Regions from separate parts of the Mus musculus genome. Here regions 1, 2 and 3 are each linked to region 4. The links are chromatin loops, found by intact Hi-C in ENCODE. Cell type or tissue: left cerebral cortex. All regions are shown on one strand. Links, peaks and the distances in the headings refer to the core of each region. The heading gives the core; the rest is flanking DNA. Region 1 overlaps Me3 (malic enzyme 3, NADP(+)-dependent, mitochondrial). Region 2 has its middle 17 kb from the start of Prss23. Region 3 holds the start of Me3 (malic enzyme 3, NADP(+)-dependent, mitochondrial). Region 4 has its middle 44 kb from the start of Prss23.

The links. Peaks named below come from ENCODE experiments on the same cell type or tissue, not always from the same donor. Only the 100,000 strongest peaks of a DNase experiment are listed, where the experiment ranks them.
Region 1: it touches region 4 in a loop (2.5-fold over the local background); 3 of 42 quality-filtered maps call a loop at or near these places.
Region 2: it touches region 4 in a loop (2.1-fold over the local background); 4 of 42 quality-filtered maps call a loop at or near these places.
Region 3: a loop joins it to region 4, with 2.1 times the contacts of the local background. A loop is called at or near these places in 8 of 42 quality-filtered maps.

Annotation. Positions count from the first base shown.
Region 1 is chr7:89,667,012-89,674,456 of GRCm38, reverse strand. All of the region lies in intron 1 of Me3 (malic enzyme 3, NADP(+)-dependent, mitochondrial), which reads right to left. Among named protein-coding and RNA genes, the nearest start is that of Me3, 38 kb to the right of the region's middle. In left cerebral cortex, for the core only: no CTCF peak of the experiment used is centred there; DNase peaks (open chromatin) are centred at 2,824 and 3,778; H3K27ac peaks cover 400 bases.
Region 2 is chr7:89,497,278-89,504,722 of GRCm38, reverse strand. No RefSeq gene overlaps it. Among named protein-coding and RNA genes, the nearest start is that of Prss23, 17 kb to the left of the region's middle. In left cerebral cortex, for the core only: a CTCF peak has its summit at 4,592 (motif pointing left); DNase peaks (open chromatin) are centred at 4,593 and 5,054; H3K4me3 peaks cover 785 bases; H3K27ac peaks cover 208 bases.
Region 3 is chr7:89,626,178-89,633,622 of GRCm38, reverse strand. It overlaps Me3 (malic enzyme 3, NADP(+)-dependent, mitochondrial), which reads right to left and starts at 805. Exons shown (of 14, transcript NM_181407.4): 1 at 530-805. The coding sequence starts at 712. In left cerebral cortex, for the core only: no CTCF peak of the experiment used is centred there; DNase peaks (open chromatin) are centred at 3,476 and 4,409; H3K4me3 peaks cover 189 bases; H3K27ac peaks cover 2,541 bases.
Region 4 is chr7:89,557,889-89,565,333 of GRCm38, reverse strand. No RefSeq gene overlaps it. Among named protein-coding and RNA genes, the nearest start is that of Prss23, 44 kb to the right of the region's middle. In left cerebral cortex, for the core only: no CTCF peak of the experiment used is centred there; DNase peaks (open chromatin) are centred at 3,316, 3,897 and 4,201; H3K27ac peaks cover 2,330 bases.

The DNA of each region.
Region 1 (7,445 bases), core at 1,539-6,538, 110 kb before region 4:
CCACAGAGCCCAGTAAAAACAATGTTTACTTCATAAACAACTTTGAGACCTCCTCTATTTCTCCCCTCTGATTTACCCAGGTTGCTGATGTTGCTATTGTTCAGAGGAACACGAGGTAGGAAAGTTAGATTGGTACACTGACTAAATTGATTTTATTAGTAGGCTGGAGCTTTCAGAATGAATCTGCTTGTCTTTTCCACACTTCTGCCTTCCCAGATAGCCTTCTGATGGTTTTGAGTGAACTTCTACTGGCATCAGTGGAAAAGGATGAGGAACAATGGGGTACTCTGAAGACCAGATCTTGGAGTGCTTCATGACCTGTTGTGGGACAGTAGCTTCCCTCCAAGAGAAACTGGGTTGCACAAGGCCCATATAGCTCAGCTAGTGTCTGGCCTTTGTGGCAGAGTGATGAGACAGGAGATAGAAATGATATAGGAAGGAACAATCACGTTGTCCTGAGGTGAGGGAGCACCATTTAGCTATGTCCAAATTTGTCAGAAGGAATATTTGCTTTCCTTGAGATTTTAAATAAAATTTTTTAAGTATTATCATTGAAGAATATATAAATGCTTTAGCAGCATATGATGTAAAAATCCCAAGAATCCCCAATCCCAGTTCAAAATCCTCATTAGACACTAGCAGCAGTCAGCATAACTTGTGTAGGAAAGTCTTTTTCAGAGATTGACTCCCTGGTTTTGGAGACAACTGGTATAGTGATTTTTTTTCTTTTTTCTTTTTCTTTTTTTTCCTTTTTTCTTTTTGATGCAGCATGGCTACCTAATGAGAAGTATAGCTGATCACATGCTCCCGATAGCTGTAAGGACAGACAAAACATATCATTTGTTCAACATGCAGGAAACAGCTTATCATCAGGAAGCTCATTGTCACCAGCCGGTCGAGGGTTCTACCTTGCCAGCTCATGACTGGGAAGAACAGGGCCCTTGACCAGATAGAGTGTGAGTCTTTACTCCGATTAATAACTGTTGCCTTAACTTTCCTATGACACAGATTTCTCTTCCATTCATTGAGTCACTCAACAAGCACTTATGAAGAGCTTCCTATTTGGCAGACCTTGTGGCAGGCTGAAGGGGTCATTTGGTTAGCAGAAAAGGCTTGAAGCCAGTCAAACAAGAGATCAAGAGAGACACTGGGCAAGACTCATAAGGGAAACTGAGAGCTGAAGGCACTGTAGTGTCCTCTTAAGAACACAGACCCTGGACTAAGAGTGTCTGTGTTCCATGTCTGTTATGTTCTCTAGCTGAGTGTTTCATTGAGTATCTCCGTGTTAACTTCATCACTTGCAAAGTGAGACCAATGTGTCTTCTTGTCAAGACTGAACATTGAAAATTGGGCCAAGGTGCTCTGGGATGTGGTTCTTACTAGTACTTTACTAAATATAGCTAACAAAGTGGAGAAACAGTGTACAGTCCAATAAAGGTAGGATGGAGCACTGGTGACGTCACGGCAAACCTCCTTATATTAGTGTTTAGATCACACCCCTTTTGACACAAACCTGTTTCTCTACCATCTGGTCAGGTTGCTCAGGACTGGGAACCTGCAAACCAAAGACCTGCTTTGCAAACTGCTTCCCCGTTCAGCTCTGTTGAGATGGAACAACGGAGGGAGACTGGAGGGAGAAGTGACTTGTTTCTTCTACTTCCTGAGTGGTTTCTGGGACAAAACCTGGGCAGGGTTCTTCACCTGCCCAGATACCTGTATCACCAGGTATCCCAGTATCACCAGCAGCAGATACATCCTGTGGAAGCATTTCAGGAGGGTGCACAATTTTCTCACTGCTTATAAATCCAGTTCCATCAGACTCTGCCCCAGAGATGCTTGCACCAGGCAGCTGGGCTCCCTTTTCAGAGGTCCAGGCCCCTTCTCTAGCTTTCTACATTTTAATAATTCTAAGTCTTACTAGAAATGGCAGCTGCTTCCTACACTTGCTACCTCATGAAACTTTAGAGCAGCGGTCATTGAGCTTTTCATCTGAAGGAGCAGAGAATAAATACTTCAGACTCTGTGGGACACATGCTATCATTGTTGCTCGTTTATCTGACAATGTTTATTGAGGTTACAAAAAAACCAAAACAAAACCCATAAAAGCATTCTTAACTCACTGGTCAAACAAAACAGACCATGAACTGGATTTGGTCTGCAGGTTACACTTTGTCAATCTCAGCTTGAAGTTTCCTTTTCTCTTTTATGTTACCGGGTTAAACAGCTTTTAAAATAATGTAAAATTTATCAAATAATTTAATATTGGCAGTGGCTCATGCCTTTAATCCTAGTACTTGTGAGGCAGAGGCAGGCTGATCTCTAAGTTTGAGGCCAGCCTGGTCTACAGAGTGAGTTCTAGGACATCCAAGGTTACACAGAGAAACTCTGTCCCAACAAAACAAAACAAAACAAAACAAAAAAAGTTAAACAATTTAAATAATTAAACACATATTTAATAAGTCATCATATGATTTTCATCACTGCTATTCAAATGGTGATGTGGTGGCTTCTGTCTCTTTCCTAGTCCCTGATAGATGTTATGGAGAATGGAAGGACAATAAGGAACTAAGTGGGCAGAGGGTTGCTTCAGGACTCAAAGGGAGGTGGGAGAAGGATGCTCCAGAGAAGGACAAAGATATATAAACATCACTAGCAAAATGGAGTGAGGGTCACTGTACACCTATCACATCAGAGACGGTAGAACTAGAGAGCCCATGGAAGACCTTGGAGGCCCTGTTGGGGATTGAGCTTCCCACTTTTCAAGACAGATGGAGCGCAGGCTTATGCCTGGGTTTTGAAAATATCTTCATGGGTAAAATTCAGTGTGGCATGGACTGAGTGGGCTGATGTTTATAAAATGGCTTACAAAAACCCAACACATTCTCAGCAAATCTCAGTTCCCCACTTGTATTCCCTCTGAGTAACTGTGGCTCTGAGGACTGTGCAACCAGATCTGCTCAGCTTTGGTGGGGTTCAAGGTTAGAAGGACGCCTTCTTCAAACAGTGAACAATCTCTCTGCCAGTATGCAAATCAATATTAAGCATAATTCTTTTGTTCTTGCGATGCCCAACCACAAATATAATTTTTCAATCAGACTCAGAGTGAAATGACCAAGGTTCTGAGAATTATGTTCATGGCCACTTGGCAAACATGTCCTTGGCAGCTTTTCTGCTGACTCGTGAAGGATTTAGTATCAACCCCAAAATCACAGCCCTTAGGACTCAGCCAATGTCCTAAAGTCTCCTCTGTCAGGCAGATTGAGTGCTTAGCAGAAGCTTGGATACCTGGAACAAAGAAATAGCTCACTAGCTGAACCTGTCCAGAGGGCTACAGACTCAGCAAGCTTTCGTAGTGGCCTCAGTTGCATTGCACCAAAGCATAGTCTTAGTTTTAGAGGGGGAGAATGTAGTTTCTGGAATGACAAAAAAAAAAAAAAAAAAAAAAAAAAAGGAAATACCATTTTCTCAGGAATATTTGTTCCCAGTGACCATTTGCTAAACCCTGTGCTGTGTAGTCTGGGGGATAGTGAAGAAGTCTAATTTATACCCTCTTTCCTGGAGTATACAGTTTAACAGGGAAGATGACAGAAATTTTTGGGTGCAAGAATCTCACTCTGAAAAAGGTTAGAATCTAGTAGGAGAGTTGAGATGTAAGTACACAAAGAATTTCCATGCTAGTATATAAGAATGGCCACCTTTTGGCTCCCACAACCATCACCATGGGCAGTAGGTGTGACCAGCTGCTCTCCAGCCTTACTCCTGTCTACTTCTGTCTACTTACTCCAGCCTACTCCTGTCACCAGCACCCTTCCCATATTGTAGAGAAACCTCTTCTGGGATCTGCTCCTGAGGCAGCAGATGTTTAAGTAGACTCAGGCCCACAAACTAAGATACACTGTCCTAAGCAGTGGTTCTTAATTCTTCAATTCTGGTTATGCATTTGAACTACGTGGCAAGCTTGAGTTCTGAGACCCAGGCCATAGTCAGACCAACAATCAGAATCTCTAGAGTGAGCACTGAAATTAGTATTTAAAAAAAAATCCTGGTGATAATTTTAAAGAGATCATCCGAGCTACGTTTAGGTGGAGAGCCAGTGTTTTAAAGTGAGTCCACCCTGATCTTGCAGAGTATTTGATAAGGCACTATCTCTCCCCATCTTTCAATAAGGAAGAGTATTAAATTTGGCAACCCCCCTATTCTGGTCAGCTGAGCATGAAGACTACACATGTGTGCTATCATTAGAATTACAGGTGCGTGCTACCATCAGGATCACAGGTGTGTGCTGAACACACAACACACACATCAGAACAACAGGTGTTTGGTACCAATAGGATTAAAGCTACCATGCTAGGTTCAGGGCCTGTGTGCAGTCTTTCTTGGAAGCTCTTCATGTTTCTGTGCTCCATCATCTGTCCAGGAACAACATTCTAGTTTAGGAACTGGTTGAAGCAATAAAGTCAGGAAATGGATATGCAGACTTGCTCCGACCCTTCCGATGTATGGGACGTGACTGAATTCTGCAGCCTCTATGCCTTAGTTTCATTCTCCTACTATCAGGGGAGAATAAACTGACACAGAAAGAAGTGTCTAGATCTTGTTTTCTTTTCAGTTGGCAAGCGGGGGATGAGAAGGCCAAAGACGATGGTGTCGATTGTGGTTTCTGTCTGATGATCGAGTGAGCCTCACTAATGATTTGTCTTTGTAGAAAGAAAAGCCAGCCTGGAAACTGGAGCCCTACTCTCTTTCTCACCAGGTCATGAGAATGTCTAGTGTCCCAAGTTCATTGAACTTGTATTCCTTTGCAATTACGCTGTGAGCAGCTGGGTTATTTATTCCCAGAGGCATGGCAGTGTCTGTAGGGCTCCAAAACACATTTCAAGAGAACGAGGCCAGACTTGGACTAATTTGTTTTCTTAAAGAAGCTTTTCAAAAAAAAAAATTAAAAACACTGAAGCAGCCTTTTCAGGTCAAGAAAGGAGGCTGACTAAATATCAAGTTTTAGACCAGACCCTCTCATTTTTTCATATGGGTAGATTCCTATTACTTTGAACTTATCCTGGCTACATCTTTCATCATTTGAGGCATAGGAATGTATAAAGATAACCACTTAAGGCTTTACTCGATGATAGAAAAATACCAGCCATCTTAGTTAGGGTTTTGGTCTTTCCTTTCCCTTTCTTTTCTTTTCTTTTCTTTTCTTTTCTTTTCTTTTCTTTTCTTTTCTTTTCTTTTCTTTTCTTTTCTTTTCTGTGACAGAATGCTGGCCAAAAGCAATTTGGGGAAGAAAGGGTCTATTTAGCTTACATGTTCCAACCATAGCCCTTTATGAAGGGAAGTCAGGGCAGGAGCTGAAGCAGAGGCTATGGAGGAACACCATTTACCAGCTTGCTAAACTTGCTTTCTTATATCACCCAAGACCCCTGCCTAGGGGTCATACTGCTCACAGTGAGCTGAGCCATTTCATGTCAATCACTAATCAAGAAAATGCCCCATTCCTTTATTTATAGGCTGAAACTTTTTTTTCAAGACCTACTTTTAATGATGGTTCTTAAAATGCTTTAACTTCCCTTTTAGTCCACCAACCACCAGAGGTAGTGGAAAAGAATGAATACAGGGGGCAGGAGATGGGGAATAGACATGTTTAGAAAGGTTCTTTGGAGCAAGTCCTGTCTGTATTATCTGGAAATCTGCAGTTTAGTTCACAGCAGCAGCAGCTTACTCAACCCACTTGCAAATACTTCACACACACACACCAGCAGTCCAGTTTGGTAGAGTCAGGATAGCAGCAGTGGTGGCACTACCTACAGGGACAGTTAGGCCTCAGTCTTGGCACAAGTCAGCAAGAGGGACCAGGAGGGACACCAGGAGAAGTTCTCAGCTGTGCCTCTCTCAGGGAATCAAAGATCAATGAAGACATGAGACCAACAAGGGTTGCACAGCTAGCTCTATAAGCAAGTCTAGCTCAGACTCTGCACTGTACCTCAAGTCCTTCTTATATGCCCCTCAGACATCATGTGTCTTCTACAGGTCTTGCCTCAGAACATGGCTAGTCTTAGCACATGCATCTGTCTCAGCTGACATCACTCTGCTTATCAGCCCAAGTCTATAGAAGTGGCAAGAAACTGCAGCACAAGTTTTTTGGTGTGTTTTTCTCTATGGAGTTCTGAAAAATGCACCTCAAATACACAATGTAAGGCAGGCCAACACATATGTGTTGTTAGCAAAGAATCCTTCATCGCATGTCCTTTCACATGCTTGCTTTAGCAGAACATTCTTTATTCTGTGTCTGCTTCATCAAAATGTTCCTTCACGAGTCTGCCTTAGCCTTTCACCTGTGTTCATCTCAGGAAAACACTCCTTCATGTGTTTGCCCCAGCAAAACACCATCCAACACAACTGTCTCTCCAAAGAACCCTTAAGCTTCCGCTTCAATAGGCCAATGCAATGGAGCCAATTCCTCCATTAAGAATCCCTCATTCCAGCTAAGTCTGGGTTTGTGTCAAGCTGACAGAAGTCAGTCAGTACCCTAGCCTTCTAACATAAGTACAGATAGTACTATCTTAGTTATCTTCCAAACCTTCATGTTCCAAAGCTGGCTTCCAGGGCTCACGAGTGGCCTTAAAAACACAGGCCGGGGATCTTCAAGGTCATGATGGCAGCAGTCACTCTGACCCAAGGAGCCAGTCTCAGAGTTTACTCAGCTGTCCAGGCTTCACCACCTACCCAGTCCCTCCAGCTGTCTCCTAACAAGTTTTGCTGGGTGAAAAGTCACGACTCATGTTGGATGTGAATAGCAATGTGGGTTCTAACTGCTAAGTTTTAATTCTGCTAAGCCAGAACCATGACACTGGGGTAGTCTAAAGCATTTAAGAAAGAACTGAGCCGGACAGGCTAAGTATGAAATGCTTAGCACTCTAGAGCCAGAGGAACCCCAGGGGATCTGATGATGCGGGATTGTCACCCACACTGAAGAATGACATTCTATGAGGAGGCATTCACAGTCTTTATGTGCTTTATGGTAGTGTCTGGCCACGCCCACTAGTGTGCCAGCAAAAGGCTTGAGCCTCCTCTATTCCCACTAAAGGGGAAAGAGCAAGTGGTGGGCACATCGGATAGGAAATCAGGGCAGCTTGAATGATACCACATTGATTGGAGTGCTTTGGAAAGACAGCACTTTGAAGGCTGGACCACCTACCAATGAAATGCACAGTGGCCTGTGAGGGACAGCTCTGTGGCCTTTGTTTTATATTACTCTCTTCTTTCCCATAACATCATAATACATCTTGCTGCTTCAATGGCAGATCACTGGTAATGTCTTCTTAGACCTTTTTGTCTTCTGAGGACAGAACTTTGTTTCTTTTTGTGTGGTGGTGATCAAACTCAGGGCTTCCATGTGCTATAGTCCTACCTCAGAGAGAATCAATCTCTCTCTCTCTCTCTCTCTC
Region 2 (7,445 bases), core at 1,499-6,498, 60 kb after region 4:
GTTGCTAAATCCTTGAGGCCCTAGACAGAATGTGGACCATGAGCCTTGTAACAACTTGGGGTGCATGCCCCTGAAGTTCTCAGCTCAGGCTTTCCTGTGGTTCTAGCTACATTCCTTCATCAGAATTCTGAGGTCTTCCCATGGGGGGGGGGGCATTTCAAAGACCTTTTGGTAGGTGCCTAGGTGCTGGGGAGATAACTCAGTAAATGAGACCAAGCCTGGGGACCTTGAGTTCAATCCCAAGTGGTGGGACGGTGCACACATGCAATCAGAGTGCTGAGGAAGCAGAGGTAGGCAGGTCCCTGACCGCCCAGCCAGCCTAGCTGAGACCCTGTCTCAAAAAAGCAGAGTGAGTAGCATCTTCAGAAATGATTGATACCCAACGTTGACCTCTGGCCTCCACAAGCATGCACACACAGGCACACTCAAATGAACACACACACATACATACACACACACACACACACACACACACACACACACACAGAGAGAGAGAGAGAAAGAGAGAGAGAGAGAGAGAGAGAGAGAGAGGCGCATATATACAAACCCTTCTGATGGAGCTAGAATGAATGCATTTCTAGCAAATGTGCTACACTTGTTTTTTTACTCTGGTATTTCCCTAGCGGAAGGAATAAACCCCAAGATAGGTATAAACAAAGTAAAGGACTGAGGCAGAAAACTGGAATGGGGACAGGATGGTTTCATAGTTATCTGGTTTGTTTTAGCAAATAAGTCTCCGTGCACTTTAATCTAGAGCCCCAACCCTTCTATGTGGTTTCAAGATTTCACTCTTTATGTCACCGGCTCCTTCAGAGGCCTGGGATGAAGCAGATGAAAGGGGAAAGTCTCTTTCTAGTTCACTGCGAGTGCATCCCCAGTAGCTGCTACCTCCCTTTAGCTCCCACCTCTGGTGATTTAATCATCCCCTTCTTGCTCATGGGTCACAACCATCTTTGAACTCTTAAAGCCTCTCCAACAGTGAACCAGCAAGGAGTTCCAAGCCCTGTCATTGTCTTCCATGTCTAAATCGTCTAGGGCCAACAGGCTTTCCATACTTGAAAGCTGCCAACAGCAAATCTGGAGAGGAGTGGTGTTCCAGATGCAGTGAATTGGAGTGAAAACCCACCTGTCAGGATCAGAGTTGTACTATTAAAGAAACAGCCAGAGGTCATTGTAGCCAGAGCAGATGAAACAAAAAAGATGGCTGTTGGGAGAGAACAACCTGACCAGCTCATGTAGGAAAGAAGAGTTAAGACACGGAGTTATAACTCATTGTACTTGCTGTGAGACATGAACAAAGAGCTTCCAGCAGGGCTGCTGAGAGGATCTACCCAGGACCAAGGTATGAATGGATGGCAGTGCACTAAAGGGAAAGGAAGGGAGGTTGTGTTGTCCTCCAGGGACCAGAGATTAACAGAGTCTCCTTTTGCGACTCTCCATACTCCTTATTAAAGAGCTAACCCTGTTGGCCGCAGGTACTCAGTCATCACCTACAAATAAATGGTTGATTTGCCAGATCTTCTTATGGGGGCTCAGGACAGTTTTGCCCACAACAAACACAAAGTCCCAGGGCCAAACTCACCCAGGGAAGCACAGGTTTTAGTGAGCCATAAAAAATGGCGGGTTCATACATGGACACCAAACAAGAATCAGCTGGGAAGATTATGTTGACCTGACGGCATATTTGAATGAGATTGTCCTAAGTGTTAATTGATGTGGAAAATAAAAAATCCAGTCATCTATGGCTACACCATTCCCTACACAGTGAGTCCTGGATTGTAGAGCGCAGATCCAAGCAACCATGCCTGTTCTTCTCAGCTCTTAGAGTCCCTGTACCTCCCGTGCTATGGTGGACTGAAACCTGGGGTTGTAAGCTGAATAAACCTTTCCCCCTCCCAGAAGCTGCTTTTTGTCAGTGCTTATTTTTGTAATCAGCAATAGAAATGGAACTAAGACACTGCCATGTGCCCTGCCAAGCTTGATGCAAGAGTGTAAGTTGGCTCCACAGACTACTTTCTCTCTCTGTGTATCAAGAGTGTAAGTGTTAAATGCTCTCTTGGTTTTGATTTGTCACTTCCCTTGTCCTTAGACTTCTAAAAAGACCTCAAATGTGCTTTTTCATAAAGAAGCATGACAGTTTTGAGAAACAATTGTCCCAATTCAATGAAACAGGATTGAAGTGTTTGGCGTTGTGGAGAATGAGGGAAGCGAATGGCTGGCTTGGGCTCCTCGGTATGGGAGGCACAGTGAGGCGGTGCCAGCACTAGCATGTCTCTATAGGAACACACATATATCCTCCCCGTTGTCTCCCTCCTGGACAATTCTCACTGCTTTCTCTACCAGTTTTCTCTACATCCCACTTGTGTACTACATTGCTGATGATCTCTGCTGCTGGAGTACAATTTCAAGAGGACAGTGCCCATGTTATGTCCTAATAAGTGTATTCCAAGGCAATCATTGAGTAAATTGTCTTATTAGGTTTAGATAATCTATAATGCTATGGTTGGGATTACTTGAAGCCAGAATAAGACTCTTGCAGCGTCTTGGACCCATCCTATCTCACTTCATTACCCTAGCCTACCCTTTCTTATCCTCTCCCTCCATACCCTACCCACCCAATCTTATTTATACATTATATCCTGTCCTGTCTTGTCTTAGCAGGTATTACACCATCACTGTCATTTATATCTGTCTTCCCTGCGAGTGTAGGAGCCTTGTAAGAGAAAGAGCAGAATTCTGTTCTATCGTCCACTGGTGTCCTGTGGCCCAGCATAGGAATCGCTCACTGAGAAAACAGATCTTTGTCATGACTTGAACAGTAGTCCAGTGTCTGCTTCCTCAGCACATCTCACATGTGATCCGGTGATTGGTTGCTCAGTGGTCTGCGCTGTCTGTCCCCTCTGCAGCTCCTTACCACTAGTCTCATTCCATTCGCTCCTTTTTAAGATGATGACAGCAACCTCTAGACTAGAGTATGAGCCTCCCAGCTTGTCTTGGCTGCCTCAGACATGTCTGAAGCAGAGACTTGATCCCATTTTGTTTCCCCTTGACTAGAACTCGGTCACTAGAACCCCAAATTTCATTTTCTAACCTTTGAATCATATATATATACATATATATATATACATACATATATATGCATATGTATATATATGTATATATATATATATATATACACACACATACACACACACACACACACATATATATATGATATATATGTATGATATCCAATATATTGATCAAGTTTCTTCTCCATTGCTCTCCAGGCTCATACGGTCTGACTTTCAGCTAAGCCCTACTGAACATACCTGTGTTTTTTATCTTTGGTCATTGGTCAAGCTCCCCTCCTCTTAGCTTGCCCTTTCCCATCTCTCCAGGCATAATTACTTACCCAGCAAACAATCTACAATGGGTACCAGTCCCACCCCCACACTCATCCCAGAATTGCAGAGAGAACGTTGCACATCTGTGTGTTCAAGATGCTTGCGTGTCACTATAGTAAAGACACTGTCCCTATTTCCCAGGGCTCAGGGATCACCCTCTCTACAGAACTATCTTGGCATCAATGACATGTAATTACCACTCTGTGAGTTAAACTAGCTGAGAATCTCCCATACACTTTAATAAATCTCCCAGTTAGTGTCCAGCCTCACCGCTGCATTTCCTTTCTTGGATTTATTAATACCAGTTCTATATCCAGTTCCCCGATGGGAAAAAATGCCATGTTTGGCAAAGCAGTGTGACCCAAGCGTGACTAATGTCCTCTGTGGATAAGCCATTCTGGGACACAGAACATTTTCCTTTTAAAATGGCATGCTTTACTACTCCCAGATAATTGCCAGGGCAGTCCAACGCAAAGATAGGAAACTCCACAAAATATCTCATCTTGCTTTCCCACTGTAGCAAAGATGTTTGTCGGCCAGCTACAGCAGAGTACCAGGAAGAATCATTCTGTACTGATCACCTCAATTGTGACTGTTCTTCTGTTCCATAAAGTCTCTAACGCCCCTGCTCTGTTCTTTTGGAGTTCTTAAATATAGAAAAATGCCATCAAGACTTACTGGGAGAAAGGGGAATTTAAATCGAAAAATCTAATTTTTCATGAGAGTTGTGGAAAAGGCTAAAACATTGTGATCACACTTGAATCTATAAACCTGGGCATTAACACGTGTAATTCCTTTCAGTTTATTGTTTACCAAACAGCCAGCGTTGGGTAATAAACACTCGCTAAGCGTGCTCAGATTTTCTTTACTCTCTGTCACTTTATATCTACCATTAATTAAATGTCCTTCCCATTTGCGAGCATTTCAAAGTTTCCCACTGCCCTGGAGAAGGAATTTAAAACCGTCAGGTGCACTACTCTAGCGCTGCAGTTTCTCCTGATAGCACAATTCTGTTTAGAGAGTTGTTGCTTAGTGTTTCTGACCAGTTAGGAGGAATTCCCAAGTCAAGAGTAACCTTGGGTAAAAATCAACATGTTGAAATATCACCTTGTTCTGCTTACTGCGTGATCTCAGCTTTCCTCGAATAGTATAGAAAGCAACTTTTCTCGGCCGCCGCTGCTTTTCCCCCATTCTTGGGTTGCCCCCTAGTGGTTTCCTTGACTTATAACTATGCTGCTCTCCTCCAATTCTCCGAACCCAAAAGGGACTTTCTGGTGGCTCTACTAAGTATTTGATTTAACTTTGTCTTTTCCACATCTTCTCCCATTTACAAAGGGGACATCCAAACACAGCCTCTCCCTTTTCCCTTGAAGGTAAGCAATGTGCAAAGTAGTCCAGGCACTTTGTGACGATCGATGCATTCTACTGACCGCGGTGAAATCCTTCCTAGAAGTTTCCATTGTGGCTTTGCTTCAGCGCTGTTTTCCACTTGCCTGGCGTTCACTTTCTCTGTCAACATTGGCGTGATGCCAGGTAATCTAGGGGTGCATGGATGACTTAAAGGCTGTGTTGCACTTTGAAAATGCCAATTATATATGCTGAATGCAGCTGGGCGCGAGTCCCATACTCTCATCCATAATAAACAAGTTAGCACTCTGGGGGCTCCCCCGCAGTTGGTCCCAGACTTCTTGGCTCCATCTGGATAGTTGGAACTGTGACTTGTTCACGCCCAACCATTTGAGCTTCATCCAAATGCCTTGGAAAGCCTTTGAGATCCTGTAGAAAATGAAGGAGAGGCCTGATCTGTGAGTGTCAATGCCTGACTCTCTGCTGGATGTTAGATCCCAGACATCTGTACCAGGAAGCTCAGTGCAGCAAACATTACTAATTTAAAGCCTTATTGGCTCATTAAAGAGTACCAAGAAGTTCTCAGAATTTAAAATGGTTTTATTAAAAGATTTTTCAAGAAAAATCTTACTTTTGTTAAAATCTAAATTGTAAGAGGACAGTCGATCACACAAGCTGATGCTATTTCCTCTCCAGCAACACAGGGTCTGCAGAATTGGATTAGAGACTTCTCCCAGCAAGGTTGGAGTACTGGGGATGGAGAGATGATTAGGGACACCTGCTGCTCTTGACAAGGACATTGGTCCAACTCCTAATACTCACATTGGCCAGTTCTCAATGGCTCACAATCACCGGTCACTCCAATTCCTTGGGATTCAACACCCTCTTCCTGTCCTCTGTGGGCATCTATATGGACATGGCGCATATACATACACGCTGGTAAGCACATACACTCAACATTTAAGAGTAGAGTGAGTATAAAGCAATCAGTGGGGTAACAGTACATGGTAGGAGGATACTTACTTCTTTGTATTTATAGAACGTGCTGTGTGCAAGGCACTCATTTAGGTAAAACTGAAATGGTGCATGCCCTTGTGAACGTCACATAACCACTTCCAATGAGATAACATATGAAAAATGACCTCATCTTTAGAGATGTGCACAGTCCAGTAAGATAAGGGATCTTGTGTTCTACATGACTGTGGAAAGGAGAGCCAGGATCAATGCACGGACCCTAAGGGACACCTGTTTGTCTTCAATGAAAGAAAGACTCAGTTACAATCAGCACTGGCCACAAACAGAGTGACCAGCGGCTATAGGGAACGAAGGGGCATGGCCTGCATGGTTCCTCTCGGTGGAAACAGTTTGTAAGATATTTGGAACTTAGTACAGAGAATTTCTGCAATGTTATCAAGGAGGGAATAGGTGGAATCCATGGTTCCTTCTGCTACTCAGTTTCAACACACTGGGGATGTGATGGAAACTGGGTCATTGCCATGGCTGGATGTCTTGTTAACAAGGGATCGCGAGAGCATAGCTATAAGATCTGTTCTCGATCACAACGACCAAGAGCCACAGATTGCTGACGTCTTCTGCCTCTAGCAATTAAGTGCCTGACTCTGGATCTGCCCAGGCTCAGGCAGGGGCCAGGGTAGGGGAGATCCTGTCAGGCTTCTAAAAACTAGGAGTCTGCATCTAAGCAACCAGTCACAAACATGAGGTGGTGTGGGTAATAGTATACATATGATTCATTTAGCTCTTATTTTTCTTACTTTAATATTTCCAATCATAAAAAATATGGAAAAAATAAACATCCTTAATTCTGTCTTATAGATGAGCAGACTGAGGAGCTGAGAAATTAACAGAAATTAATTAATAGTGCTATACAGCCTATTTAGTAGTAAAGATAGGACTTGAATGTGCTGTCAGTGTGCTTCCATTATTCCAGGCACCTCTGACCCACACACAGTGGGGAAAATGGAAACTGGACTGAGACAGGTGAGCTATGTGTGCCTCTCTTGCCCAGGACCTATGCCCTAATCTGTAAAGGTAAAGAGGAGCGATCATAGCAATTTCTATCCCATTTTAAAGCTTCCAGTCCCAGAAACTCTGTGTTCCAATGGCTGATTAGAAATACGAGGATAAATGAGACCATGGTTTGCCCAAGCAGAGTTCACGGAAGTGGAAAAGACATGTGTTCATAAACAGGCTGCAAAGCAAAATCCTACTGCTACTAACAACTACCTCGTGCTTCAAAACCCACTCCTTTCAAAGGAGCCAAGCAAATCCTCATTACTTCCCATCAAGCATTGAGAACAGGAGGCTTGGATAAGAGAGGTTAAAGATTTCAAAGGAAAGCCAGAACACCCAGGAGAAGAGGGGATTGAAGAGAATGTGCTATGTAGCCTAAGGATCTGAAATTGTGGTGAAATCCACTTGTCCTTTGGAATTCTTAGATGCACAAGACCTGGTGAGTAGTAGTAGAAAGGGCACCTGCTAGCTCTCTGAGCTCCTTTGAGGACTAGCTAGAATATTGTATCTATTTCTATGTCTCTTTATAAAAGAAAACTTTACTAAATCCTGGCCCAGAGTCTGTGTTATGTATGGGCAATGGACTGAGGTGGAAACTTGGGTACCAGCCCTGGAAGTGTAGGAATTTGATTGAATATGGTGTCTTGACTGTATCTGCAATACAAAAGATTGTTGCTAAGC
Region 3 (7,445 bases), core at 1,408-6,407, 69 kb before region 4:
AGGACTGGTTTAAATTAAAATCTTTAATTCTTCTTCCAGTACTAAAAGTTCTATAATTCTAGACTTTTCTGTCTTCCGGACTCATGTTTTCCCAGATATTCACCATATCATTAGCTAACACTTATTATCTCATTGGTGCCCGAGTCTGTGCTAAGAACTCTGCCTCCGTTTTCCTGTTTTTCCTTTTAAACCTTGCAACATTCCTAAGAAATCTCTAACAGATACTTTAATTCACGGAGGTCAAATGAATTGTCCTCAAGATCTGCTGGAAATCTGACTCTAGCTCAGAGGGACCATCGGGAATACTCACTGGGTCTGTATTGTTTTTGCTGAGGAAATTAAGGTCAGTAAAACTGATCACATCTCTCCATGTCAAGAGGGGGACGAAAAGGCCAAAGCAAACAGAGCAATATCCAGGAGGCAAAACCAGAGGGCTCTGGAAGGACGCCATAGGTTTCGTCCCAAGCCCAGGGGGCGGGGCGTCTTTCCCTGCTAACCACGGGATCCAACGTCCTACCCGGACCATTACCTTGTTGAGATGGGGGTTCCTGGTGACATCGTATCCGCGCTTCTTCAGGGGTACGGGTCGAGGCGGGCCAGACTTGGAGTGGCAGCCCTGGGCGGGCGCGGAAGGTGCCTGGCGCCGAAGACTGCTGCAGGCTATGCGAGGCACGGAGGTCAGCCGCGCGCCAGTGCCCAGCGCGGCGCCCATAGCCCTGGCACAGACCTGGAACCAGGGCGAGACCAAGGTCAGGGGTGCCCTCTAGGCAAGCCAGGTCCTGCGCGCCAGCAGGGCGCCGGACCTGAGCTCTCGGAGAGGCTGGGGGTTCCTGATGGAAGGCGCTAGCCTCCTCCCCTTGTCCGAGGCCACCTGCTCCTCGCTTGGTTGCGATGCTCACCCCTCAGCCAGCAAAGCGAAAGCAAGCCCAGAAAGCAGATCCCGTGCGGATGACAGCCCGTGCCTCCCTGCCCCCATATGGGAGAATACTCTCCAAGGAGTCCCCGCACCCTCAGTACCTGTGGTTAACCTTGGTTTCTCCTTCTTCCGCTTACCTGCCTAACTGGAGAAGCTGAAGTCTATGCAGTCCCACTGCGAGCAGGTGGGGCAAGGCGCTACTGTCCCCTGTCACTCTCTGGCCAAAGGCAGCACCTCACAGGCAGTGCTAGCTCACGGGACTGATGCATTCAGTAAAACAGTCTCCAAACCTTTCCTTGCGGGACCAGATTTTCCTTGAGGATATGCGCGGGGGCTCTTCATAACAAGACAGGATGAAGCTCATTTTCCTCCCACATGAGGGTTTTTGTGCTTTTGTACCCTGGCACTCTCTATCCAGAGGTCTGAATGGCACTTAGGGGAGAACACTTGAGGGTCAGCATGCCCCCACCTCTTGAGCAAGACCTGGGCAAGAATGCTGTCAGTATAGTAACCATTAGCCACATGTAGCTGTAATACTCTAAATAAAATACAATTTTAAATCCATTTTACAGTAAATAAAATTTCTAAATAAAATACAATTTTAAATCCCAGTCACAGTAAGTGCCTTCTTTTAAACCAGTTGAGACCATGTTTGAATGTATATAGGTACAGAACACTTCCTGCTTTGTAGAACGTTCTCTTCTGTTGATCTGCGTTCCCCACTTCCTAAGTAAGTTTCTAGGAACCCCATGGAACCAGCCATAGACCATAGATGTTAGGTCACTCACACCTTGATGTCCACTTCTCCCTGAATTTAAGTGTGTACTTCCTCCACTTAGTGTTCAAGAGATTCCTTCTAAAGGAAATACATCGCTCTGTGTATGGGATAACTCCTAAGTTGTCAGGAGGCCTTGGTTAAGCCCAGCCTGGCTCCTGCCAGCTTCTCATCTCATCCCACTTCACCTTGTGCTGTCCTTGAGGTCTCCTCTGACTTGCTTCTCCCCATTTCCCTGTCTTACTCACCTCCATCTCAGGGCTTTTGCCTCTGCTAACACTTTTACTGGGAACATCATATTCCAATCTTCTAAACAACTGCCACATCTCGTCTCTGAGGTTGCCCCTAATATGTCAACTTGGAAGCCATTATTCTAGTCATTCCCTTCAGTGCTGACCATCCCCAGGGGATGCATAAGAAAAGGGTTTTCCCCTAGGTATAAATGAACAAGTCATCTACTAGTTCATTGCTATTGTGGTATATTGCCTGCCTCCCCCTTATGATACTGGCTTCACTGGGCTAGGGCCTTTGCCTGCAGATCCCTTTGTTATCAGGTCCTGAAATGTCTTTGTGCAATAATAAATAAATAAATAAAAATAAAAAAGTAGCTGTTTGGTGAGGGAAGGTGAGTAGCTTCTCTGATCATCAGGGCTATGAGCTCTCAGAATGGCCACCAGACAGGTGGTGTGGTTCTTTCTCTCAGACTCCATCCCGTTCTCATGGCCCAACTGCAAGGCAGGGATGCTCCTGCTGTCAAGGTCCTCCTGCCTGGCCTCAGGAGTCCATCTCCTCAAGACTGGTGGGAATGAGTGCCTTCCTGAAGCCTCTCTCTTCAGTTATCAGCTGAAATGATCTTTATTTCAACTGTACTGGGTGAAGGCATGTCAGTTTTCTTCAATGGAGTGATATTTGGTATATGGGTCACACTCTAGGGCAGGCCCCACGCCCAGGAGTAGTTGGTCAGCTGGCCAACGCAGACTGAATTCCATGGGGTTTGTTTGTTTTGAGACAGATGGCAAAACACGAAGTCACATGGGTAGGAAGAAGGAGGGGATCTGGGAACAAGTGGGAGAGAGAGATGAATGTGATATGTATGAAACACCCAAGGAATAAATAAAAACCTTGTTTAAAAGATTAAACAACCATTTACAAGTCTTTGCACCTTCAGTATCTGGGTCAATGCCTGGTTAGCACAGAGAACACACCCAGCTTGTTGAATTGCTTTGGGAATCTGTCAAGCAAGGCCTCTCTCTCCCTTCCATATGTTCAAATACCATCTTCTCTATGACATCTTTCAGAGTCAGTGGCTCATCTTCCTCCTTCATGATCCCCCAAATGCCCCCAAGTGTATCTAGTATATCATTAAACCAGTCTCTCTTGCAAGGACTTTATTTATATGCCCGTCTTCTTGGAACTTCTGAAAGACTCAAGAAGACAGACAGCTTTGGCTTCCAATGGACTGGATTCTACTAGTGCATGTGACCTTGAGCATTTTAAGTGACCTTTACAATCTCACCATCATTGTGATAAAACTAAGATAGCATTTCTAGCATTTTTTTTTTTGGTGGATCTATTTGCTTACTTAAAGCATGATGCCCAACATACTTAAGTGTTCCACTTGAGACTTAGGAATTGTAAGGCAGTTCCATGGAAACTGTATCTCTAATTTCTCTCATTTCTCAGGCTGTGTAGATATAGGATTCACTTTCCTCATGTTGGCTCGCAGCAGTAAGTTGTTTGCCAAATGCATAACCATGAGAATAAACAACTGGTGTTCAGCAGTGCACTGGCTCTGAGAATAAAACAACTGGTGTTCAGCAGTGCACTGGCTCTGAGAATAAACAACTGGTGCTCAGCAGTGCACTGGCTCTTAAGCGTTGATGTGTAGGAGGCTGGGTATAGAGAACATATTTTCAACTGATAATATTTCTAACTCAAAATGGACTTACAGGTCGTAAGCCAATTGTAAGTCAGAGTACCTGTCATCACTCATTTAATCTTATAATAGTCTTATGATTATTCCTCTACGGAGCTGTCTTTCTGAACTCTGGCTTATGGCTGGAACTTGCATCTTACAATTTCGTTCTTTGACAGTGGGGTTCCTAATCATTTCTGTCAGTGGGGGCAATGGAGGGGGACTGAAGGCTGGAAAGGACAGACTTCCTTTATCCTGGTTTTTACTAGTCCCTTTCAGCTCCAAGCCCAGCTACAGCCAATTAACAAGCATCAGCCCCTGGCCCCAGCATGCAGCCTCCTTCCTTACCACATGTAATCTCACCAAGCTCTTGCACACTCTTCTTTCTCAAGTCCAGCCTTTGGTGGTTCCAGCAGCTCCTTTCAGGCTCCACCTTAAGCTTCTTTCTGTGGTTTCTAGAAGCTGCCCCAGCCCTCCCCCCAACCTTCTCATTCAACCCCCTACCACCCACATAATCCCGTTCCTTACATCAAATTTTTAGTGTTGAGATATAGTTTGTTCTGCTTACCCAACTTAGTTTAACCTGATGGAAATTGATGCTACCCTCAAATTTCAAACCAGGAAACAAACCAGAGAAGTTACTTTGCCTGAGTGGGCTGGGATTTAAACCTGGATCCCAGATCCGGAGTGCTTTGAGGACAGGAAAGACTTAGATCTGTGAAGTCTGATACAAGTCACCTCATCATCACTTTATCATCCTATATCCTACACAAACCCTCACACATGGTTGTATAACAACTGGTAACAGGGGAAGCTCAGAGCCTCTGGTTCCTTCCCTCTCAATTCCTTTGCATGAAGCGTTTCCAGGGAAACTGATTCTCCCGCTCATCTGTCTCCCACGTATCTGCCATCCCTCCCTGTTCACCATAACTTAGTTTCTTGACTTCAGTTTTTCTATTTATTCAATGAGAAGAAACAGCTGTTGGATGGTCTGAAAAGTAATAAAAAAATTAAGCATTTTTGTAGCAGAAAAATATGTTCTTAATTATGCTGCATTATGCTCTTATTTTACTTCACTGTCATAACCACAATAACCACCTTTAACAAGAAAAGAACATACTTTTAACTATTCACTTTTTTTTAAAAATAGAGAGACATCTAGAACAGTTATCCTGTATTGTTATTGCAAGAACACTTTGGAATTTTTGTTTATAAATCCCACCTTCCTCAGTAGTTGTTATCACAAGTACAATGACTCCCAGCTAGGAGAACAAGATGCAAGGCCTTTCTCACCAGAATCTCAGCTCCATCCTCATTTAGGTCTGCAGTTAGATCTCAGCAGGCCTGCTTAGAGTCCAAGCCCTGCCTGTGGGACAGCCTTTCTTTCCATGGCTCGTTTGAGCTCAAATATTTCATAGGACATTTCATACATGGCTCTACTTCCACTCTGCAATATGAGTTCCGAAAAGACATGGTGTCTTTGGTCTGAGTGATGGGTGAAAAAAAAAAAAAACCCAACAAAACAAAACAAAACAAAACAAAACAAAAAACAAAACAGTAACCAAGGCTTTTGGTGTGTGTGGATTTCCCAGAGGTTGTTTAAGGGGGCGAGGGTGGCAATCTATTTTCTGCACCTCTTGAAATACTCTATTCAAGTACTCCCTCCTCTGACAGCCATTGCCATTTCTCCATTATGTTCAGGGCCTTCCACCTCCTCTCCCCTCACACAAAAGTTAGACAAAAAGGCAACTGTTGGGGCAAGGCAGGCTTCTGAAACAGAAACCCACAGCAGCAGCTGCTGAGCCACACAGCTGATAAGGGGAACAAATCCATGCCCCTGTTTGTTTGGAGGTCACAACACCGACCCAGTAGGGTGAGGGGACAGCTCTTTGTCCAACGATGTGATTTGCCCATCTGGCCCATTCAGCATCCCCAGGACCAGCTGACCCTGGCCACTGGCTGCTTCCCTGGCTCCTTCACCATCTCAGAACTTGTTAAGTTGTAATGAGCATATCTCCTGTTTCCTAGTTGACTTTGCAATAGTCCCCCATACACTTCCACAAAGGAGGGGCAAAGAAGAGGTTTCTCCTGCTGACAGTCTTTTCTTAGTGGGACAAAACTCATTTCAATCTGGAATTTCCACTGGAGAGGTTTTGGGTTATTTCTGTCTAAAGTGTTTTTAAAAGCATGTTTTCTCTCTATGTAATTGGTGAGATTAAGACAGGTTATTGTTTCTAGAGAACCTGGGCTCTCTTAGGCTTTTTTTTTTTTTTTTTTAACTCCTCAGTTTTTGTGTTTCTTCCTTACAAGGTTTAGCCACTAGACTCTCCTCTCAGCTGGTAGTCAGCTTCAAATCACTTTGCCTGATCCACCAAGCCTTCCCCCAAAGAGATGTAATTTGTTCCCTTTGTGGATTCACAGCCTTTGAATTTAGCTTGTGCAGTGTGCTATTACACACAGAGCAGCATTCACAGGGCTGTGAGACCCAGTGTGGATTTTGACTAAGAAGACAGAGTTTCTCCCTTCAAGTCTACCAATTGCCAAATTACAGGCTTTTTATCAGGAGTATTTGGCACTTCTAAGAACAGGTGGATTTCATTTTCCTTAGCTTTGAGATTGGCCTCAAATCTGAAAGAGTGGCTTACAAAGGGGAGAGTGGAGGCAACCAGTTCCATAGAAATGCAGTGGACTAAAGAGGTACTGTTTAGCTCTGGGGCATCATAAGTAGCTGTAGATTTTATTTGTCTTTGTTTGTTGTTGTTGTTGTTGCTGTTGTTGTGGTTTTTTTTTTTTTAAACAGGCTCCACACAGCTATTTCAAAGCAGATTTTAAGATCTAAGCACAATGGGAACTCGATACAATGTTTTCGTTTGCACAATAAAAGAAAGCACGTCATCAAAAGTTGCCATTTTAGGTTACCATTTTAGATGTTTGCCCAATATAAATTCAGACTTCTTTGTATGGTGACTCCGAGCTTTCTCTTTGGAGTCAGGCATGTGGAGTTGAATCCTGATTCTGGCAGGATCACTGGTGTGTGATCCTGAGGAATTTGCTTAATCCTTCTAAAAGCCCATGTTGTCTATAAAATAAGCACGATCATAATAGTAATTAGCTCGTACACTGGCTGTGAGGATTAAATAACTGTGCATAGTAAACCTTGCTAAATGTTAAGTATTATTTCTACACTGCATCTGTATTCCTGCAAAACAATTCTGAGCATGTAATACTAAATAAACATTGGCTAAATTGGACTTAACTGTTTTTTTTTTTTTTTTTTTTTTTTTTAGCTCAAATTTCCAAAGCTTAGTTGAGATATTTGTGTATTTCTAGACCAGGTAATGCTCCTGGTAGAGGCTGAATACTCAGAGAGTTTTGTTGTTTTAAGTGATGACAAAACATGAATATACTGTTAGATGTTGTGTTATCTTCTAGTAAAGTGGGAGCTACATCACCTCATGGGCCCCTATTATCTCATGGGGCAAGTAAGTTTTTTCTCCCACACAGCCTTTCCTATTCTAGATCCACCTCCATTGCAGCAACTTCAAATACAAGTACCTCAGCTACCTCTAACTTTGTGTGTATCCAGGAGTTCATCTGGCAGAGAAGAAAGTTTATAGTCTACTTAGCAGGTTCAAGTGGTATGATTTGAGCCACACTTCTGGTTGCTTTGGTGGTTTCCTGATGCAAGATTTGGGTGTGTGTGTGTGTGTGTGTGTGTGTGTGTGTGTACCATTAATTGCTTAAACTCTGCTTCTATTCGTCTTGAGTCACTGACCACCATGACTTCTGAGTTATGCTTTCTTAGCTGTTGTTACTTCAATCTGCTGTTTCTGAGTTTC
Region 4 (7,445 bases), core at 1,670-6,669:
ATTGTCCACTTCCTTTGCTGGAGCAATTTTACCAAGCATACATCACAGCACCATTCAGCGCAGTAAGGCACACCCTCCCCCTTCTTTAGCATAATTGATAACAGCAGAGTAAAGTATGTAAGTCACTTCTAAATGGAAAAGAGTGACCCCAAAGCATCCCATTGTGAAATCCTGAAGCATGGACATGGGTTCACAGTGATGATAGCAGGGAAGACATTATCAAAAGGAGAGGGAAAAACTTCCCAAAGGAGAGAGACAGAAGAGAGAAGTGGGAAGGGTCATAGGTCAGAACAGGTTAGACGCCTGACATTTGGATTCTCCTGAAAGGATGCTAACGGGCAATAGCAGTAGCCCACTCGGCTTTTGCCATCGGTTTACTAGCTATGTATTAATCACATCATTTCATCAATCTCATGAAGCTGCTCCCACCACCCTCCTTTTAAAGACAAGGAACATGGTGCTCAGAGGTGTAAGAAACAGACCAAATCCTAAGTCTTGTGAGTCAAGACTTGAGTCTGTGTCCTCTGCCTTCAGACTGGCTGTGGTCTGGATTTCCTATGTCTGTGGTTACAGAGGATTGGCTAAGTCTTGGCCACCTACCACAGAGAGGCTGCAACAAGGGTTAGATAGAAGATTAATGTATGTGGAAAGGCACAGAAATGTTATCTGAGCTAAATGTGGTTCTTTCCTATAGTTATTCTATGTGGAAAAGCTGTGATCTATATTTATGCCTGTAGATCTGCGCTTCTCTCTGCCTTGGCCAGGTCAGCTTCTTTCTGAAGTGGATAGCAGTCAGTGTAGAGACTCATAAGTGTTCAGTGGGCTGAGAAGAGATGGAGTGCCCTACCAAGGCTTAGAGTACATCACAGAAGAGGAGGTGGAAAGGCTGTAAGCTGATAGGGACAAGTGCTGAGAAATGCTGTCTTCTGCACATGCCATGGCTAACGGCACTCATGAACTCATACAAGCTGTGCCTACCTGCACAAGACCTGTATAAGACTGAGCCAGTCAGAATTCCTATATAGGTAGGGGAAAAGATCTCCAGTTCTTGCCCCTTACTGAGGAGCTATTGGCAGTTAATAGTTGCTGGGATAGTTTCTTGGAGAACATGATCACTGATAGGCATCCAATACTCCATTGGATAGCCCTGACCCATGCACATATGGGTACAGTAGTTGGACTCAGTGCATTGGTTTTTTTTTCTAAGATATGAAATTATTTTCAAGAGATGTTGGGAAAGATATAGGGGAAGTTGGAGGGAAGGAATGTGGAATAAGAATTGTATATGATCATATTTCACTTAGACATATATGATCGCCTCTAAGGATAAGAGAAAAATTGAAAAACTGTGAAAATGATGGCAAGAAACTAACTGAAGGTTTGAATGCAAACAGGCAATGATCCAGTATCTAAGAGAAGACTTGTCCCATGGTCCCAAGAACTTGTGAGCAATGGTGTGAACAGCAAAGGTGCAAGTGTGGGGAGTCTGCTGAATTAGCAAAATTCTCATGCATGTATCACAGCAGGCTGGTCTCCTAGGCTTTATTTAGGTAAAACTCCCATTGAGCTCTGCCTCCCAGGGCTCTGGATTATTCAGAGCTTCAGAATGTTGGCCTGCAGTTCCATGAGTCATGCTGATGAAATTTCAAGAGACAAGGACATTCTTAAAATTAGCTTGGAGACAGCAACTGGCTCTCTCTTGGCCCAGCCGGCACCTTCTTGAGGTTATTTCAGTTTGACGCTCCTTTAAGGAAACCTTCAATGACTGAGTTCTGCTAGTCCTCTGGCCAGTGACCCCTCAGACTCCCCCAAATCCAGAACCTCTTTGAATTTGAAGGAAGCAATAAAATATTGGGCACTCACCCTCAGGCCTGCTTGGACTGCCAATTCTTCCATAGTCCTCCTTGAAATACCAAGAAGAGATGCAGTGCATTAAGCCACCCTAACGTTAGGGTGCACTGGGTTGGGTTGACCACTAGACAATAATGTGTGACCAACTTAGGTTTTCTGACTGCACAGGCCCACAGGCCTTTTGACTGAGCCTTTTCTGGGGGTCAGGAAATCAAAGCTGACACTGCCTTTGCAGTCAGAACATTTCCATCAGGATGAGATTTTGTGTAGATGAACAATTTCTCCACTGTTCTCTGTAGAACAGAGGGGTCTGTTAAAATCTGCAGCTATGGATCACTTCCCCAGTTTATTATTCTCTCGGATGGAGAACTTGTCCTCACTGTCTCCATTCCTTCTCCAGAGAGACATGCAGTGTCTTGGGGATAATGGGGATTCCCTGAACACATCTAAATGAGCTACTCAGGACCCAGGCAGTATGACTGAAGGTTTAAGTAGGACTGTGAGTGCCTAGCTGGTGAGATGTAAGATGCCCCAAAGGATCAAAATACCCCCTGATGCTTCCCCATCAATGCAGCTATATCCATTGCCACTTATTTAAGATTTGGTCACACACAAACCAAATGTCTCTCCATGCTGGATACAGAAAATTAATGTGATTATTAGGTGTTATCACTGAGAATTCATCTTTCTATAATGGGATACTAATAGATCCCCATCTATAATAGGCAGTATGATATTAGAACCTAAGGCAAAGTATGGGTTTCAGAAAAAAGACATGGAAATACGGGGATGTGGTCAGGCTCCAAGGGAAAGGTAATGGTGTCTATTAGTAACTAAGAAAATTAAGCAAAATCTATTTTGGTTTCAGTTAATAGTGTGTTGAAAAATTGTACCTTTCAACATGGCAGAAATGCAACTTATCACTGACTCCTCTCCAATCCCCCCCCCTTTCTGCCACTTCACATCTATTGTGATTAGATCCATGGGTGATCAGAGGGGTAAGAGGGTTTCACAGCTTTAACATTTTCTTTAGCCTTTTGGCTAAAGAAAGCATCCCCAAGAGGCCCAGAGCAGCCCAGAACAGGACTCTTTTCTTGGGGCCGTCCCTGGGGTCCCTTTTTAGGACCTCTGTCTCATAGTTCCCTTGACCCTGACAGATGTGTTCCTATTTCTGGTGCCACTTGTAGCACTGAGAAGCAGCGCATCTCCAGTCTCCCTCTCAGAATCCCCCCACTCCTTCAGCAGGCACTTGCAGACAAGATCAAAGATAACCCTGTAGTGTTCTTTTCTGGTGTTCTCTACTTCTAGTGCATGGGAAATTACTGCATCCTTGACATGAAAACCCTCTAGATGTATATATAGTACAAACCCACCCAGCACACTACTCTGGCTCTTTTCTCTTTCATTGTCCCTTTAGGAACAGGAGTTAGAACCCAACCCTGGTCTACTTTCACAGGAATGCTTCAAGCGCCTGTTCTCTGTGCTCTCAGCTAAAGGAAATAGATTGGTAGCTTACCTCTCCTCTCTACAGAGAGAGTGGTAACAGTTTCCATCCTTATTTTCTATTCTTGATCTGGCTGAAGGCCAAGACTGAAGATGCATAAGTCTCTTTCCAGCGTCTTAACTGTTTGAATTTATTTTTGAATCTTAATATTTATTATAATGGAGTCTGAGATAAACCAGGGACAAAAAAAATCCCATTTCAAAATCTTAATATTCACTATTGAAATAGGACCTCAGATTAAGAACCGGAAAAAAAAAAAAAAGAACCGGGTATCCCAGAAGATGGCCAAATGAACTATGTCCTGCAAGCAAGCAGAAATTGGGGAGTGCCAAATTATTCTCTAGATTCAGTCTACAGTATTTATGAAGTAAGCTACCAAGCTTAGTGCTCACATTCCTAGGGAAATTTTTATCCCAGGATTTACTGTAATGTGCTCAACACTTAAACTAGGAATGTGAAGTTGTATTCATTTTCTTAGCATAGCTGAGAAAAGACAAGCTCAGCGAGGATCCGTGTTTCTTCATTCAGGATTTTTACCCTATATGCACGATGCTATCCCACTAACACAGAGGCTATGCACACACTGGATTCATGCTGGGTCATGAGAAATGGTGAGGATGTTGGTGAGTCTAATGGTTTCTTATCCATGGTCCACAAACAGACACCACTAACTAGCAGACAAGTGCTTTTACAAGTCAAAGAAGAAAAGTGCAACTCGCCCTGGCCCTCCAAAACATCATTGGTTGTTTGTCCCCACCATATAAAGCCATGCCCAGGATCCCTGCAGTCAAGCTCTGAGCCCTGCGTGGGATGTGAAAACTGAGTCACATGGCAGTGACTCACTAGCTTGCGACCACACAATGAGTCAGACAAGAAAGGCCCAGGGACACTCTTTTAAAAGTCTAAGTTATGCAAACTGTCTCTTGGAGAACCACCCTTGAAGGAGAGAAGGCTCCATGGTAAATGGGTGGGAAGACTTGTCAAGACTCCCATCCCATATCCTAGAATAATGACATGCATCTGAAATCTTGGAACTTTCTGCAATAGATTCTAATGCTGTCAACAAATTCATTATTCCCTTATACCCACTGATGGTCCCTACGGACTGGGCCCAGCTTATTCCCATTCACCAGCTGATTGTGCTTCAGCTCTTACAAAACCCAGAGTCAGTCTCAGGATACAGCAGAGGCAGGACACAGCTTTGTTACAGAGTCCATTCGATGAGATCTTGAGCCAACAGTTTACTCTACTTCCAAAAATAAAAACAGAAGTAATGGTATACCTAAGAGACTGCACAAAAAAAAAAATAAGTGAGGCATTATTTATAAATCATATGAATCAACTTGTCTTGTTTGATCATTGAATACATGTATTATTCACTAAACACTGTGTGATGACTGGAAAGAGAGCAGTGACCAGCTAGAGACAACCTGAGGATCAGGTTTCTTCTTCAGCCACAGCCTGGCTGAAGAGGAGTATCAGGCTTTGACTCCCTCTGGATGTGAAAAAGATGAGAGAGAAGAGAGCTGATGTTCTACTGGTAATGCGTTTTATGACCTCTGTACAATCACGTCTGCCCCCTGAGCTTCAGTCCCCTCACCCACGAGCAATGCGGGCTGTTTTGTGCTCCTGTTCTATATTTCAATGTCTGATGCGCAGTGTGGAGCACGAGCCTGAAATTCAGGTCCCTAGGCTCCTCCGCCAGTGAGCAATCCCTGGTCCTGAGTTTATTTTACAACCTTCCCTGAAATGCAAGGTTAAATTTTCCCAAATGTTATGAATATGAAGATGCATTTTATGTCAATTAATTTTAAAACATGAGTATTGATGCATTTTATGTAGTTAGTTTGAAAAATACAAAGAACTGAAAACTACTTATTAATGTATTAAATTTTGAGATGCATTTATATTCTATCAATTTCACAATATACAGTACTCAACACTCTGTGATCGTGGCTACCCTCTAATAATTTGAGAAGGGTATATAAGTTTGAGAAATAGTGTTCTTTGTGTAGGTAGGAAACCATGCTATTTATTAATAATCTAGACAGTGTTTGACACCCTTTGCATTAATGTGTCATAATACTCCTCTCCTGGGCACGTAGCCACAAGTTCTCTGTGAATTCCTATCTCGTGACTAATAATTTATCATTCTAACTGGAGACCTTTTGGGCATTTGGCTAGACACTGGGTCCTTTCCTCATACTTCAAATCTAAAAGGGAATCTTAGCTGTGGACGAGCTAGGGCTTCAGGAAATTCTGGCTGCATCTGCTGATTTGTAAGAAAACTAGACAGTTTATTATGAGGGTGAAGAGAGGGTAGATGCTGTTTACTAGCAGAATTTCAACATAATATACACAGATTATCAGTTATGAGGCGACTTTGTGAAAGAGAACTACGAATTCTTTTGTGACCAAATCAAACATCAGAAGAAAATAACCTTGCCAGCTTTCAGGCACACATAGGTCAGAGCTACAGGGCAGGCCACACGTCCAGATTTACTTCATTAGATGATAATAGGCCATAGCCTAAGTCAGGCTTAGCTGTAGAGCTGGTGGGAAGACCCTGAGGTTGACTCCAGGGAACTACTCAGGGAATTGATCAGTGCTCAGAGGCATTCTTTCATTACTCTGCCAACCAGGCCCCACCCAGGCTTGTGGAGAGGGCAGCTGCAAAGTGGGCAACATGGCTGCGGAGTGTTCTTAAAGTCCTGCCACAGGCGGTCATGGCAGCGCAGCAGAACTGGAATAATTCATGTTATGAAACACAAACAGTGGCTTAGAGTTCTAACTCTGCATCTGGCCAGCTGTGCAGTCCTACACAAATCACTTAACCTCTCTGAGCTTCACTCTTCTCAGGTGTAGAGTAGACTTGATAACCCTATATCATAGGGATATTAAAGGATTAGCGCTAGGGTACAGATGGTGCCTGAGCTGCTACAGAAAGGGAAGTGGATTTTAAAGCCTGCTTTGCAGATCTGTCTGTCCTCCTCCAACCCAGCCCGCCAGGCACAGTCCTCGTCTCTTGATTATAAAGATGATCAAAAGCTTTTGCTTCTGCTAGCACACCAAGAGCCAGGTTCCCTCCTCAGTGGCACCGTCTGGAGTCCTTACTGCCTCTGCGCGAAGGCCCATTCTGGATGTTTAGACTCCGATGATGATGGGAACAAAAGGCGGCGGAAATCTGTCACTGGTAATGCGCAAATGGGATGTTGGCTGAATCTCTCTGGCAAATATTCTCAGAACATTCCTCCTCTGCCCTTAGGGTGAGGAGGAAAAGCATTCACCCCAGATTGTGGGGGTGGGAAAAATCTGCTCTTCATTAGGGGGTATTGTGTACAGTGGGATCGGCCCTTCAGAGCAGCAGTGTCCACAGCCTGGGTGCTAACTCTCTGAGGCCAGATCTTCCCAGCATCCAAAACCAGGTTCCAGAACCCAGACGGGTTCAATACCAAGTCTCACATTTTTTCCTTCTCTCCTAGTGAAAAGCATGTTTCCTATTACAATATTTACCCCCTCAGTAGAAGAGGAGCACTCCTGTCTGTCAGGGACACAAGTTATTAAAAATTCATTAGCCAGCTACGTAGCTGGGCATGTCTCGCTAGTCTTTCCTGCAAGACCCTGATCCTTACCCCTTTTCTTTTGTTTCATTATTCAATGAGAAAATACATTGCATAAGGCAAGCACATTTCACTCACTGACAATCGGGGTAAAACAGTAAAAGCATCTCTAAGGATTTAAAACAGAGAGAACACTACACTAGGAATATGACCAAAGAAAAGGCGGAAGTGGAAGGGGGCATTGGGATGCAAATAGATAACTGGTTTTTGTTTGTTTGTTTGTTTGTTTGTTTGTTTTTTAAAGGGTGGAAATAGGAGAATCCAAACAGGAAAGGATGAAACATCTCAAAGTTAATCTTCAGCAAGACGTACCAGGCATCTGAGGTTTAATGGAGAAAGAGGAGGTGGTGTTCCCCAATTCAGGAGCTAGGCTCACTTGCGGAAACCAGAGTGAGGACCATGTGAGTGCAGACACCAAGGCCCATGGAAGAAAAGTGGCCCTTGCCCCATTTTACCTTCTTCCCATCCTA